Regions from separate parts of the Homo sapiens genome. Here region 2 is linked to region 1. The links are chromatin contacts, found by Hi-C or POLR2A ChIA-PET in ENCODE. All regions are on one chromosome and are shown on one strand. The core of a region is the stretch at or near the end of the contact, and the rest is flanking DNA. Distances in the headings are between cores, read along the strand shown.

The links. A loop is a pair of places that touch in the nucleus more often than their neighbours do. ChIA-PET counts read pairs that join two places held with the same protein, here RNA polymerase II (POLR2A). Pooled maps may share reads with other maps.
Region 2: a loop to region 1 is called in a pooled map, with 20 times the contacts of the local background. The contact joins the promoter of ZNF254 here to the promoter of ZNF724 in region 1. A Hi-C loop is called at or near these places in 2 of 37 single-sample maps with no recorded cell type and 12 of 50 pooled maps. POLR2A ChIA-PET finds 5 or more read pairs at or near these places in 7 of 52 experiments (B cell, CD4-positive, alpha-beta memory T cell, WTC11 and 3 more).

What each region holds. Positions count from the first base shown.
Region 1 is chr19:23,248,041-23,254,857 of GRCh38, forward strand. It overlaps ZNF724 (zinc finger protein 724), which reads right to left and starts at 2,354. Exons shown (of 4, transcript NM_001355404.2): 1 at 2,200-2,354. The coding sequence starts at 2,202. RefSeq lists an enhancer at 1,975-2,264 and a silencer at 2,395-2,454.
Region 2 is chr19:24,083,774-24,090,590 of GRCh38, forward strand. ZNF254 (zinc finger protein 254) reads left to right here and starts at 3,414. Exons shown (of 4, transcript NM_203282.4): 1 at 3,414-3,564. The coding sequence starts at 3,535. RefSeq lists enhancers at 3,460-3,539, 3,590-3,639, 3,700-3,789.

The DNA.
Region 1 (6,817 bases), core at 1,104-3,603:
ATCACCCCATAAAGTTTACAAAAAACACTGACCCCCAAAGCATTATGATCTCTGTGCTTAGGGAAGATAAAAGAAAAAGAGGCACAGATATTTTTTAAAATACAGTGTCAGGGGATTACTCTTTGCTTTCTTCTCATGGAAAATATTTAAAAACAGAAAACAAATTTTTAAAATGTTTTCAATGTGTTGTCAGTAAATAATTAAAATACAGTATGAAAAATATACACTAAAGGACAAATAGTTCATAATGTGAATTAGGGAAAGAAAGTTGACAGTTCCTTGAAGTAAAGTACTAAATTTTCAGTTCTCGAGATTGTCAGAACTGGAAATTTAGTATGTATTTTTACTTCAAGCCAGAGTTAGGCTGGAGGTAAGGAGAACTGGGGGATACACGGGAGACCCTGCTTGGAACACACGTAAAAAATGCGGGGAAAATCAGTCCTCTGTGGAGTGTGAAAATAGTTAAGTGCCAGGCAATTAGTCTGAGGTGGAAATCTAGGCCCTGGATTCTTGCTTTGAAAAAAAATCTAACTCAAATGCATTTTTTTTTTTTTTGTAAATTACTACATTAGAGGAAACAAAATTCAGGCTTAACCGACTATAAACTGTCAATTAAGCTCCAATTACACAACCAGGAAATTTGTACGTTCAAGGTGGAAAATAAGAAACTGAGGCAGGGAGCACTGACTCATGCCTGTAATCCTACCACTTAGGGAGGCTGAGGCCGGTGGATCACCTGAGGTCAAAAGGTCGAGACCAGCCTGGCCAACATACTGAAACTCTGTCTCTACTAAAAATACAAAAATTAGCCGGGCATGGTGGTGGGCGCCTGTAATTCCAGCTACTTGGGAGGCTGAGGCAGGAGAATCACTTGAACCCGGGAGGTGGAGGTTGCAGATCGTGCCACTGCACTCCAGCTTGGGCGTCAGTGCAGGACTCCGTCTCAAAAAAACAAAACAAACAAACAAACAAAAAAAACTAAGAAGAAGAAAAGAGGAGAGAAACAAACAAACAAAGACAGGAAGACAGAAAGAATATAACTGTACCTAACCAATTATTGAATTTGGGATTTTTGCATCATGCACCTTATCAAAGTCCTTCAAGCCCCTCTTATAAACCAAAAACTACAACCCATAGGGGTGCTCTAAAATTTTTGAACCACTCTTTGATTAAATTATTTAATATTTTTGCAGAGACTGCCTTTTTTTTTTTTTTTTCTAGACAGAGTCTTCTTACTCTGTCGCCCAGGCTGGAGTGCAGTGGCGCGATCTTGGCTCACTGCAACCTCCTCCCAGGTTCAAGCGATTGTCCCGCCTCAGCCTCCCGAGTGGCTGGGATTACAAGCATGCGCCACTATGCCCGGCTTTTTTTTTTTGAGACAGAGTCAAGCTCTGTCACCCAAGCTGGACAGCAAATGGCGTCAGCTCGCCTCACTGCAACCTCCGCCTCCCGGGTTCAAGCGATTTTTCTGCGTCAGCCTCCTGAGTAGCTGGGATTACAGGACCGCGCCACCACGCCCGGCTAATTTTTTGTATTTCTAGTAGAAACGGGGGTTTCACCATGTTGGTCAGGCTGGTCTCGAACTCCTGACCTCGTAATCCGCCCACCTCGGCCTCCCAAAGTGCTAGCATTATAGGCGCAGGCCACTGTGCCAGACTAATTTTTATATTTTTAGTAGAGATGGGGTTTCGCCATGTTGGCCAGGCTGGTCTCGAACTCCTGGCCTCGGGTGATCCGCCCGCCTCGGCCTCTCGAAGTGCTGGGATTACAGGCGTGAACCAAAGCGCCCGGCCTGCCATAAATTTTTAATAGGGGGAAAGATGAACTGGAAACGCAGCGGACTAAAGCCCTTCCCATTCATGAACCCGCTCCCCGAGTCAGGATTCTCCCCTGACTACCCTCCCTTGGTCCCTGCACAATCTGGGAGAGACGCTGCGCTGCGGGAGCAGAGCTGCCCAGAGAGGGCTCCAGGTCAGGGCACAGTCACTGGGCGGGGAAGAGACAAGACGCCCGGGGGCCGGCTGTCAGCGAAGCCGCCATCTTATGGCTGAAGGGGACTGAGGCCCAGCTGGGCAAGGAGAACTCAGGGCGCAGTTTGTGGAGATGACTGCGGGGAGGCCCGAGTCCGCCACAGCCACTTCCCACAGGTTTCAACCAGCCCCTCCCTCTCTCTCCGGATGTCGGAGCCGCCACTCTCACCATTTCTAGGCTTCCAGGGGAGGCCCTGGCGTCTTAGCTGTGGATCTCCCAATGCTTGCAGGTCAGAGGGCCACAGAGGCTGGGCCTCTAAGAGCAGGGGACACAAAGCAGGGAAGACGAGACCAAGCGCTCCAGCTGCAGCGAGAGACAAAGGCCCCGCCAAATCCCGGAAGCCGCCCTGTCCGCTCCAGTTGCGTGCCTGATTGGACGGTCCCCAGCTCAGGGTCCCTGATTGGAAAACGTCTAAGGCCCAGCCCCTTCAGGCCTTAAGTGACAGAAGACCTGACCAAACGCTGGACTGAATGAAGAAAGAGTGACAGCCTAAGCTGCAGCGTTTTCAGGCAGGGCTTCCTCCCTGAGCTTAGCCCACCCCGGAGGGTATTTGCATTTGACCTCGTGTATGAGGTTTCATGTATTTATAAATAACATACTATACGGCTATTCACAAATGAAAAATATATAATAACAATAATTTTAAAATTTCAGTTTTTATGATCTTCCTGGCTTCTGGCATTTGAGCAAGCAGCCTGAGACTTTTTTAAAAAGGCAATCCTCTGAAATAAAATATAAGCCACATGTGAATTTTGAATTTTCTAGTAGCCAACTTTAAAAAGAAACAAGAAAAAGGTGGAGTTGATTGTAACAATTTAACTTACCCAATATATCCAAAATATTATCAGTTTAATATGTGAGCAATAATTATATATGTATATACATGTATATGTATGTATATATGTATATATGTGTGTATATATGTATATATGTATGTGTGTATATATGTATATATATGTGTGTGTGTATATATATATACATATATATATATATATATATATATATATATATATATATCACTAAATCTTTGAAACTCACTCTGTATTTTACCATTCCAGCACATCGCAGTTTAGACCAGCGACATTCCAGGCACCCAGGAGCCACACGTGGCCAATAGCTGCCATATTGAAGTGCAGCTGCGATGTCAGCTGAGTGAAGGGCCTGGACATCAGAGGTGGGGGAAAGCCTCTTCCTACCAACATCTCTTCAGTTCCCAGGGTGGAACAGATAGTGGCCATAAAAGAGCAGAAGGCAGCAAGAATAAAATAACCACACATAGACCACTGCTGGCCACCTGTTGACCACCTTCCTTCCAGATTAAACAGTGAACAACAAGTGATGGGGTGACAGGAGAAGTAAACTCTATGTCTTCATATCTGTCCAGTCTTTTTTGAGACAGACTTTCACTCTTATTGCCCAGGCTGGAGTGCAGTGAAGTGCAATGGCAGGATCGCGGCTCACCACAACCTCCACCTCCCAGGTCCAAGCAATTCTCCTACCTCAGCCTCCCAAGTAGCTGGGATTACAGGCACGTGCCACCACACCCAGCTAATCTTTTGTATTTTTATTAGAGACAGGGTTTCTCCATGTTGGTCAGGCTGGTCTTGAACTCCCGACTTCCGGTGATCTGCCGGCTCCCACCTCCCAAAGTGCTGGAATTACAGACGTGACCCACCACGCCCGGCCTTTTTTTTTTTTTTTTGAGACAGACTTGCTCTGTCACCCAGGCTGGAGTGCAGTGGCACGATCTTGGCTCACTGCAACTTCCACCTCTTGGGTTCAAGCAATTCCCTGCCTCAGTCTCCTGAGTAGCTGACATTACAGGCGCCCACCACCACGCCGAGCTAATTTTTGTATTTTTAGTAGAGACAGAATTTCTCCATCTTGGCCAGGCTGGTCTTGAACTACCGACCTCATGATCCACCCGCCTCAGCCTCCCAAAGTGCTGGGATTACAGGCATGAGCCCAGCCTTGTCCACAGTCTTGACCTCCAATGTTTATATATGAAGAAAACAGATTAAAGGCAAACTTATTTTGCTATTTGACCTTGGCCCTAATGGTCAGGCTGTGGTTATCTGTTTTATTTTGTGGTGTGGGGGGGTCTGTGTAAGTACAAATCACATGCATAAATGTCTACGTGTATTTCTGCATTACTCAGCATTATCTTACAAGACATCCAACTTTCTTTTTATTTATTTATTTTGAGACAGAGTCTCACTCTGTTACCCAGGCTGGAGTGCAGCAGCGCAATGCGACCTTGGCTCACTGCAACCTCCACCTCCCGGGTTCAAGCTATTCTCCTACTTCTGCCTCCCCAGTAGCTGGGATTATGGGTGCGTGCCACCACGCCCAGCTGATTTTTTTTGTATTTTTAGTAGAGACAGTGTTTCACCATGTTAACCAGGATGGTCTTCATCTCCGGACCTCGTGATCTGCCCACCTCGGCCTCCCAAAGTGAGCCACCGTGCCCGGCCAAGACATCCAACTTTAAATCAGAAATAAAAAATTAGAGGCTGGGCACGGTGGTTCAGGCCTGTAATCCCAGCACTTTGGGAGGCAAGGCAGGTGGATCACGAGGTCAGAAGATCAAGACCATCCTGACTAACACGACGAAACCCCGTCTCTACTAAAAATACAAAAAATTAGCTGGGCGAGGTGGTGGGCGCCTGTAGTCCCAGCTACTCAGGAGGCTGAAGCAGGAGAATGGCGTGAACCCAGGAGGCGGAGCTTGCAGTGAGCCGAGATGGTGCCACTGCACTCCAGCCTGGGCGAGACTGTGAGACTCCATCTCAAAAAAAAAAAAAAAAAAAAAGTTTGTGACTTATGTATAATCTTTAATAAGGCGACTTTAAAATTATTGGTAAAGTAGTATCAGCAATGTCTTAAATATTGTTAGCATTTTGTTAACTTTTTTGAGATGTAGTCTCACTCTGCCGCTCAGGCTGGAGTGCAGTGGCGCGATCTTGGCTCACTGCAAGCTCCCCCTCCCGGGTTCAAGCAGTTCTCTGCCTCAGCCTCCCGAGTAGCTGGTATTACAGACGCCTGCCACCATGCCTGGCTAATTTTTGTATTTTTAGTAGAGACGGAGTTTCACCATCTTGGCCAGGCTGGTCTTGAACTCCCGACCTTGGGACCCACCCGCCTCGGCATCCCAAAGTGCTGGGATTACAGGTGTGAGCCACTGCGTCTGGAACATTTTTTTAATCAAGGGGTTTTTGGCCAGGCTCAGTGGCTCATGTCTATAATCCCAGCACTTTGGGAGGCCAAGGTGGGTGGATCACTTGAAGTCAGGAGTTCGAAACCAGACTGGACAACATGATGAAACCCTGTCTCTACTAAAAATACCAAAAGTTGGCCAGGTACCATTGTGCATGACTGTAATCCCAGCTACTCAGGAAGCTGAGGGAGGAGAATGGCTTTAACCCAGGAAGCAGAGGTTGCAGTGAGCCGAGATTGCACCACTGTACTCTACCCTCACTGACAGAGTGAGATTCTGTCTCAAAAAAAAATCAAGTGGTTTTATGATTCCTCCAACAATACTATAAGATTTGCCCTAAGGGTTACAAATGATAAAGCCCAGCACATGACAGAATAACCTTTGCTTGCATATGCTTATAAAATATTGTTGGCTTAATGAAAACAGCTAAATTGTACACTTTTGGTATAAACTTTTTTTTTTTTTTAGAATGGTATGAGGTCACAGGTTGGTTTAAGAGTGTGCCCTTTCTTAAGGATGATATGCATGGAAAGGCCAAAAGCAATTTCAGGATACCAAAAAAACTTCCCCTAATTGGCACTTTAACTAGTGAGGCTGGGGTGGAAGAGCTTTTCATTGACATTCCCCTTTATTTAACAATTTATTTAGTTGAATCAAATAAGGTACTCCTTTTACTTTTACAAAGCCCGGATGGCTTCTCTACCATCCAAGGAGGTAAGAAGTTAAACTGAGAGTTTTGATTGTTTTTGTTTTTTGAGATGGAATCTTGCTCTGTCACCCAGGCTGGAGTGCAGTTGCTTGATCTCGCCTTACTGCAGCCTCTGCCTCCCAGGTTCCAGCGATTCTCTTGCTTCAGCCTCCTGAGTAGCTGGGATTACAGATGCTCACCTCCACACCCAGCTAATTTGTGTATTTTTAGTAGGGACGGGGTTTCACCATTTTGGCTGGGCTGGTCTTGAACTCCTGACCTTAGGCGATCTGCCTCCCAAAGTGCTGGGATTACAGGGATGAGCCACCACGCCCAGCCAGCTGAGAGTTTTAATCCTCTATTACACAATTGGTTTCTCTGGCAATCAATCCTGGTCCTGAGGCTGTCCAGAAGCCTCCAGCCAGAAATCATCTCATTAACATACAAAAGATGCTTCTCTTTTCAGACATTCTAAAGATTTTAGGGGCTGCATACAAAGAAACTGAGACAAACTAAATACTGACATTGATAAGAGCCTCCAGACCTGGCTCAGCTCTGGCAGTCTCTGGAAAGCTTTGCTTTACTCACCTCCTTTTAATTAGAACCTACCCCCAATAACCCTGTGGACATTCTTTATAGCAGCGGCATGTTCTGGCATTTCACATCTTTGATATAATCTTGGTGTTTGTTGTTTACTTCCTTATACTTTTGTTCCGGGGAGCTATGTCTTGTTTACACTATATTCCCAGTGCCAATCACAGGCCTCAGCCCATGGCAGGTGCTCAATGAATAGTTGTTTAATCAATGCACAATGGCATTGTCTGTAAAAGGGAAGCAAGGAGTAGGTTAGAGCACAGTTTAGCTCAGCCACTTCCTATCTG
Region 2 (6,817 bases), core at 2,164-4,663, 840 kb after region 1:
AAACCACAATGTGATACCACCTTATTCCTGCAAAAATGACCATAATTAAAACATCAAAAATAATGCATGTTCGCATGGTTTTGGTGAAAAGGGAATACTTTTACATTGCTGGTGGGAATGTATACTAGTACAACACTATGGAAAACAGTATGGAGATTCATTAAAAAATTAAAAGTAGAACTACCGTTTGATTCAGCAATTCCACTACTGGGTATCTACATGGTGAAAAATAAGTCATTATATGAGTAAGATACTTGCACATGCATGTTTATAGCAGCACAATTTGCAATTGCAAAAGAATGGAAGCAGCCTAATTAATGCCCATCAACTAATGAGTGGAAAAGGAAAATGTGGCATATACCACATTTTCTTTATATATATATAATATATATAAATAATATATAATATATTTATAATAATATATATACACCAATGAATGCTACTCAATCATAACAAGGAATAAAATAATAGCACTTGCAGCAACCTCAATGGAGTTGAAGAACATTATTCTAAGTGAAGTAACTAAAAAATGAAAAAAACAAATATTGTATGTTCTCACTTATAAGTGGGAACTAAGCTATGAGAATGCAATGGCATAAGAATTATATAATGGACTGTGGGTACTCAGTGGCAAGGGTAGGAGAAGAGTGACGGATAAAAGACTACATATTGGGTACAGTGCACACTGCTTGGGAGATGGGTGCTCCTAAATATTAGAAATCACTACAAAAGAACTTATCCATGTATCCAAACATCTTCTGTACCTTAAAAACTTTGGAAATAATAATAATAATAATAAACAAAAAATAATCCCAAACCCCGTAAGTTTAACTTTCTATGCTTTGGCTGTTTTTGGTTTATTTTTTATTTTTTAGAAAGGGTCTCACTCTGTCACCCAGAATAGAGTGCAGTGGCTTAATCAGGGCTCATTGCAGCCTCGACCTCCTTGGTTCAGGCAATCCTCCTCCCTCCGCCTCCTGAACAGCTGGTACTAAAGGTACAGGCCACCATGCTCAGTTAACTTTTGTATTTTTTTAGATACATGTTTTTGCCATGTTGCCCAGGCTGATCTCAAATTCCTGGGCTTAAGCAGTCTTCATTTCTTGGCCTCCCAAAGTGCTGGGATTATAAACATGAGCCATCATGAGTGACCACAATCTTTTTTTTTTTTTTTTTTGAGACAGAGCCTCACTCTGTCACCCAGGCTGGAGTGCAGTGACCTGATCTTGGCTCACTTCAACCTCCTCCTGTCAGGTTCAAGCGATTCTCCTGCCTCAGCCTCTGAGTAGCTGGGACTACAGGCACGCGCCACCACGCCCAGCTAATTTTTGTATTTAATAGTGGAGATGGGGGTTTCACCATATTGGCCAGGCTGGTCTTGAACTCCTGACCTCGTGATCCACCCACCTCGGCCTCCCAAAGTGCTGGGACTACAGGCGTGAGCCACTGCACCCAGCCCAGAATTTTTTTTAACATGATATAGAAAAGCTAACTATATTTAGATCTGTTACTTAACAGAAAATTTGAATAAACGTCTTTTATTAAAAAACATAAAATTTTTTATCTACAAATATTGATACAAAACAGTTCAAAATTACTTCCTAGGGGTTTCACTAAAAATTAGTTTGTTAAGGGTATATATATATATATATAAAAACTAAGATTTCTAGGTGTAAAACAATTTTTTTATAGAGAGTGTATAAACAAAGGCCAGGCGCAGTGGGTCACGTCTGTAATCCCAACACCCAACACTTTGGGAGGCCAAGGCAGGTGGATCATTTCGAGCTTAGGAGTTTGAGACCAGCCTGAACAGCAAGGCAAATTCCAGTCCCTACTTAAAATACAGAAATAAACCGGGCATGATGGCTTACACCTGTAGTCCCAGCTACTCCAGAGGCTGAGGCTGGAGAATCGCTTGAACTTGGGAGGCGGAGGTTGCAGTGAGCCAAGATTGCGCCACTGCACTTCAGCCTGGGCGAAAGAGCAAGCCTCTCCTGGAAATAAAAAAACAGTGTATAAACAAAAGCAAAATATGCTTTTGATGAAGAAAGTTAGAAACATTTTGTCTACTTTGAAATTATTTAAAGGTTGTTTCAAATTGAAAATATAAAAATAATGTAGATTAAAATACAACATAAAAATTTAAAAAATGGCCAGGCACGATGGCTCACGCCTGTAATCCCAGTAATTTGGGAGGCTGAGGCGGGTGGATTACCTGAGGCCAAGAGTTCGTGACCAGCCTGGCAACATAGTGAAACCCCGTCTCTACTAAAAATGCAAAAAATTAGCCAGGTTTGGTGATGCACGCCTGTAATCCCAGCTACTCGGGAGGCTGAGGCAGGAGAATCGCTTGAACCCAGGAGGCAGAGGTTGCAGTTAGCCAAGATGGCGCCACTGTACTCCAGCTTGGGCGACAGAGCTAGACTTCGTCTAGACAAAAAATAAAAAATAAAAAAAAGTATAAGAGATCATAAAATATGTATAAAAATCTAGAATGGTCAAAAAGACAAATTTGATGGACTTTATTTTTGTTATTTTATTTTATTTTTTGAGACAAAGTCTCGCTCTGTCGCCCAGGCTAGGGTGCAGTGGCAGGATCTTGACTCACTGCAACCTCAGCCCCCCGGGTTCAAGGAATTCTGCTGCCTCAGCCACCCGAGAAGCTGGGGTTATAGGCGTGCGCCACCATGCCCAGCTAATTTTTTTTTCTTTTATTTTTTTGAGACGGAATTTTACTCTTGTTGTCCAGGCTGGAGTGTAATGACGCGATCCACGCTCACTGCAGCCTCCACCTCCCAGGTTCAAGCAGTTCTCCTGCCTCAGCCTCCCGAGAAGCTGGTATTACAGGCACGTGCCACTACGCCCAGCTAATTTTGTATTTTTAGTAGAGATGAGGTTTCACCATGATAGTCAGGCTGGTCTCCAACACATGACCTAATGTGATCCGCCCGCCTTGGCCATCGAAAGTGCTGGGATTACAGGCGTGAGCCACCGCGCCCAGCTGATGGATTTACTTATAACGGTTTATCAAATTAGCTTTAGTGCTGATAATACATTATTACTAAAGTAAAAGTTGATTTTCTCTTGAACAAAAATTATATGTATTATTAATATACATAAAATATGTTTGTTCACATTTTGAATACATTGAAAAAGAGAGAGAGCAAAAAAGATATAGAATTTTCCCATGCTCTGGGGTGGGCCTGGCTCAGCTCAGGGAGGAAGCCCTGCCCGATAAGGCTGCAGCTTAGGCTGTCACTCTTTCTTCAGCCTAGGGTGTGATCACATCTTCTATCACTCAGGGTCTGAGTAGGCGGGGCCTTAAACGTTATCCAACTAGGGACGTTGGGCTGGGAACTGTCCAATCAGGCACACAGCTGGACTGGACAAAGCGGCTTCCGGGATATGGCGGGGCCTTTGTCTCTCGCTGTCGCCGGAGTCCCAGGTCTGTCTTCACTGCTCTGTGTCCTCTGCTCCTAGAGGCCCAGCCTCTGTGGCGCTGTTACCAGCAGGTATTGGAGATCCACAGCTAAGATGCCAGGACCCCCTAGAAGCCTAGAAATGGTGAGAATGCCAGTCCGACATCCCGAGAGAGGGGAGGGGGCTGGTTGGAACTGGTGGGAAGCGGCTGTGGCGGGACTCAGGCCTCCCCCCAGTCAGCTCCACAATCTGCGCCCAGCTCGACCTCAGTCCCCTTCAGAAATAAGATGGCGGCTGCGCTGACAGCCAGACCCCCAGGAGTCCTGTTTCTTCCCTGCGCAGTGACTGTGCCCTGTCCTGGAGCCCTCTCTGGGCAGCTGTGGACCCGCAGCCCCGCGTCTCTCCCAGATTGTTCAGGGACCCGGGGAGGGTCGTCAGGGGAGAATCCTGACTCGGGTTGCGGGTTCATGAACGGGAAGAGCTTTGGTCTGTGGGGTTCCCAGGCCCTCTTTTTTCCCATTAAAAATTTATGGGCGTCACTGCAAAAATATTAAATACTTTAATAAAAGAATGATTCAAAAATTGTACCACACCCAGCTGTGGTTTGTACTTTTGTGGTCCATGGAAGGGGCCTGAAGAAAAGATTGTTACAAGGTTCATGATAAAGAAAACCAAATTCAATAATTGGCTAGGTACAGCAATCTAGGTTGTCGTTTTTTTTTTTTTTTTTTCTTTTTTTTGAGACAGAGTCTCACTTTTTTGCTCAGGCTGGAGTGCAGTGGTGTGATCTCGACTCACTGCAACCTCCGCCTCTTGGGTTCAAGCGATTCTCCTGCCTCAGCCTCCCTAGTAGCTGGGACTACAGGCGCCCGCCACCACAATTTTTTTATTTTTAGTAGAGACGGGGTTTTACCATGTTGGCCAGGCTGGTCTCCAACTCCTGACCTCAGGTGATCCACCCACCTTGGCCTCCGAAAGTGCTAGGATTACAGGCGTGAGCCACCGTGCCCAGCCTCGTTTCTTAATTTTTACATTTAAGGTGGGAATATCCTGGTTATGTAATCAGAGCTTAATTGTCAGCTTATTCTTGGTTAAGCAAGAATTTTGTTTCCGCTAATGTAGTAATTTACCAAAAAATGCTCTTGAGTTTAGATTTTTTTTTTAGAAGTAGAAATCCGGGGACTAGAGCCACCTCAATCTAATTGCCTGCCACTTAATTATTTTCACACTCCACAGGGGACTGCTTTTTTCCTGAAATTTTCACATGTATCCCAAGCAGGGCCTCAAGTCCACCCCTCATCCCCTATTCCTCCAGCCTAACTCTGGCTTGCAGGAAAATACTAAATTTCCCGTTTTGTCTGACATTCCCAAATGCCAATGTCCCCTCCCTAATTCACTTTATCATCTATTTGTCCTTTAGGGTAGATTTTGATACCTGTTTTAATTTTTATTTATTTATTTATTTTAATTTTTGAGACAGAGGCTTGCTCGGTCACCCCGGATGGAGTGCAGTGGTGCAGTGGTGTGATTTAGGCTCACTGCAACCTCTGCCTTATGGGATCAAATGATTCTCTTGTCTCAGTCGCCCAAGTAGCTGGAATTATAGGCGCCCGCCCCCACGCCTGGCTAATTTTTGTATTTTTAGTAGAGACCGGGCTTCACTATGTTGTCCAGGCTGGTTTCAAACTCCTAGCCTCAAGCGATCCGCCTGCATCAGCCTCCCCAAGAGCTGGTATTACAGACGTGAGCCATCTCGCCTGGCCAATTAATCTTTTTTTTTTTTTTTTTTTTTTTTTTTTTGAGACAGAGTTTCACTCTTGTTGCCCAGGCTGGAGTGCAATGGCACGATCTCGGCTCACCGCAACCTCCGCCTCCCAGGTTTAAGCGATTCTCCTGCCTCAGCCTCCCTAGTAACTGGGATTATAGGCATGTGCCACCATGCCTGGCTAATTTTGTGTTTTTAGTAAAGACAGGGTTTCTCCATGTTGGTCAGGCTGGTCTCAAACTCCCGACCTCGGGTGATACGCCCGCCTTGGCCTCCGAAAGTGCTGGGATTACAGGCGTGAGCCACTGCACCCGGCCAATTAATCATTTTTTGACAAAGCATTTGATGGCACATTTAAAAAGGTTTGTTTTCTTTTTGTAAATATTTCCTATGAGAAGAAAGCAAAGAATAATCTCCTGACACTGTATTGTAAAATATCTCTGCGTTTTTTTTTCTTCTATCTTCCCTAGTCACAGATATCTTATCAGAATGTTTTTGGGTCAAGTTTTCCTTTTGGAAACTATAGTGTGATGTGTCTTCAGTCACCATTCGGTTTTCTTGGACCTGGGTTTCAGTACTGTATTGGGATAAACGAAGATACCCACCATGGCTATGTCTGCTTAGAGTGTCTAGTAAATATCAGCTTCTGGGTCATATTCTCTCATAGGAAAATCTGAGGTATTGAGTGTAGCGTCCCAAGTGCGCAGGTGGATGCCCTGAGTCTAAAAGGCATTTCCTAGTGCACTTTTTTTTTTAAAGCTAATTTTATGAGACATTAATATTGTCTTCACCCAACCCAGCTTTCATTTCTTAAAGACACATTGCTGGTCAGTCAATCAGATACCAGTATTGAGGAGAAAACAAATAATTTCTGCCTCCTGGTTTCCTTTAGAGAACAGAAAAATAGTAAAAAATTTCTAGAAAACAAAACAAAACAAAACAAAAACGAGGGCCAGGCATGGTGGCTCATGCCTGTAATCCCTACACTTTGGGAGGCCAAGGAGGGTGGATCACGAAGTCAGGAGTTCGAGACCAGCTGGCCAACATGGTGAAACCCCATCTCTACTAAAAATACGAAAAAAAAAAAAAAAAAGCTGGGTGTAGTGGTACAGGCCTGTAATCGCAGCTACTCAGGAGGCTAAGGCAGGAGAATCAGTTGAACCTCAGAGGCGGAGGTTGCAGTGAGTGGATATCACGCCACTGCACTCCAGCCTGGGCGACAGAGTGAGACTCCATTTCAAAAACAAAAACAAACCGCAAAAAACTGACCCCAGTGAGATGGTGTAAGAACTTGCAGAGTAAAATGCGCCTGAGACACTCACTGGGGCATAGTTCAGAGTCTCCTGAGAGGGGGTTATTGAGCACTTTAGTGAGTAGGATGGGGTGGGACAGTCTCTCAAGTAATTGGATGGCCTGACTTGACACATGATTAAGACATATCTGTGTCTTGAAAAGGTTTTTTCACTTATTTTGACCTAAGGCTTGTTTTCGTTGTCTTGAGACAGTTTCCCTCTGTCACCCAGGCTGGAGCGCAGTGGTACCATCTCGGTCCACTGCAACCTCCAGATCTTGAGTTCAGGTGATTCTCATGCCTCAGCCTCCCAAGTAGCTGGGACTACAGGTGTGCACCAC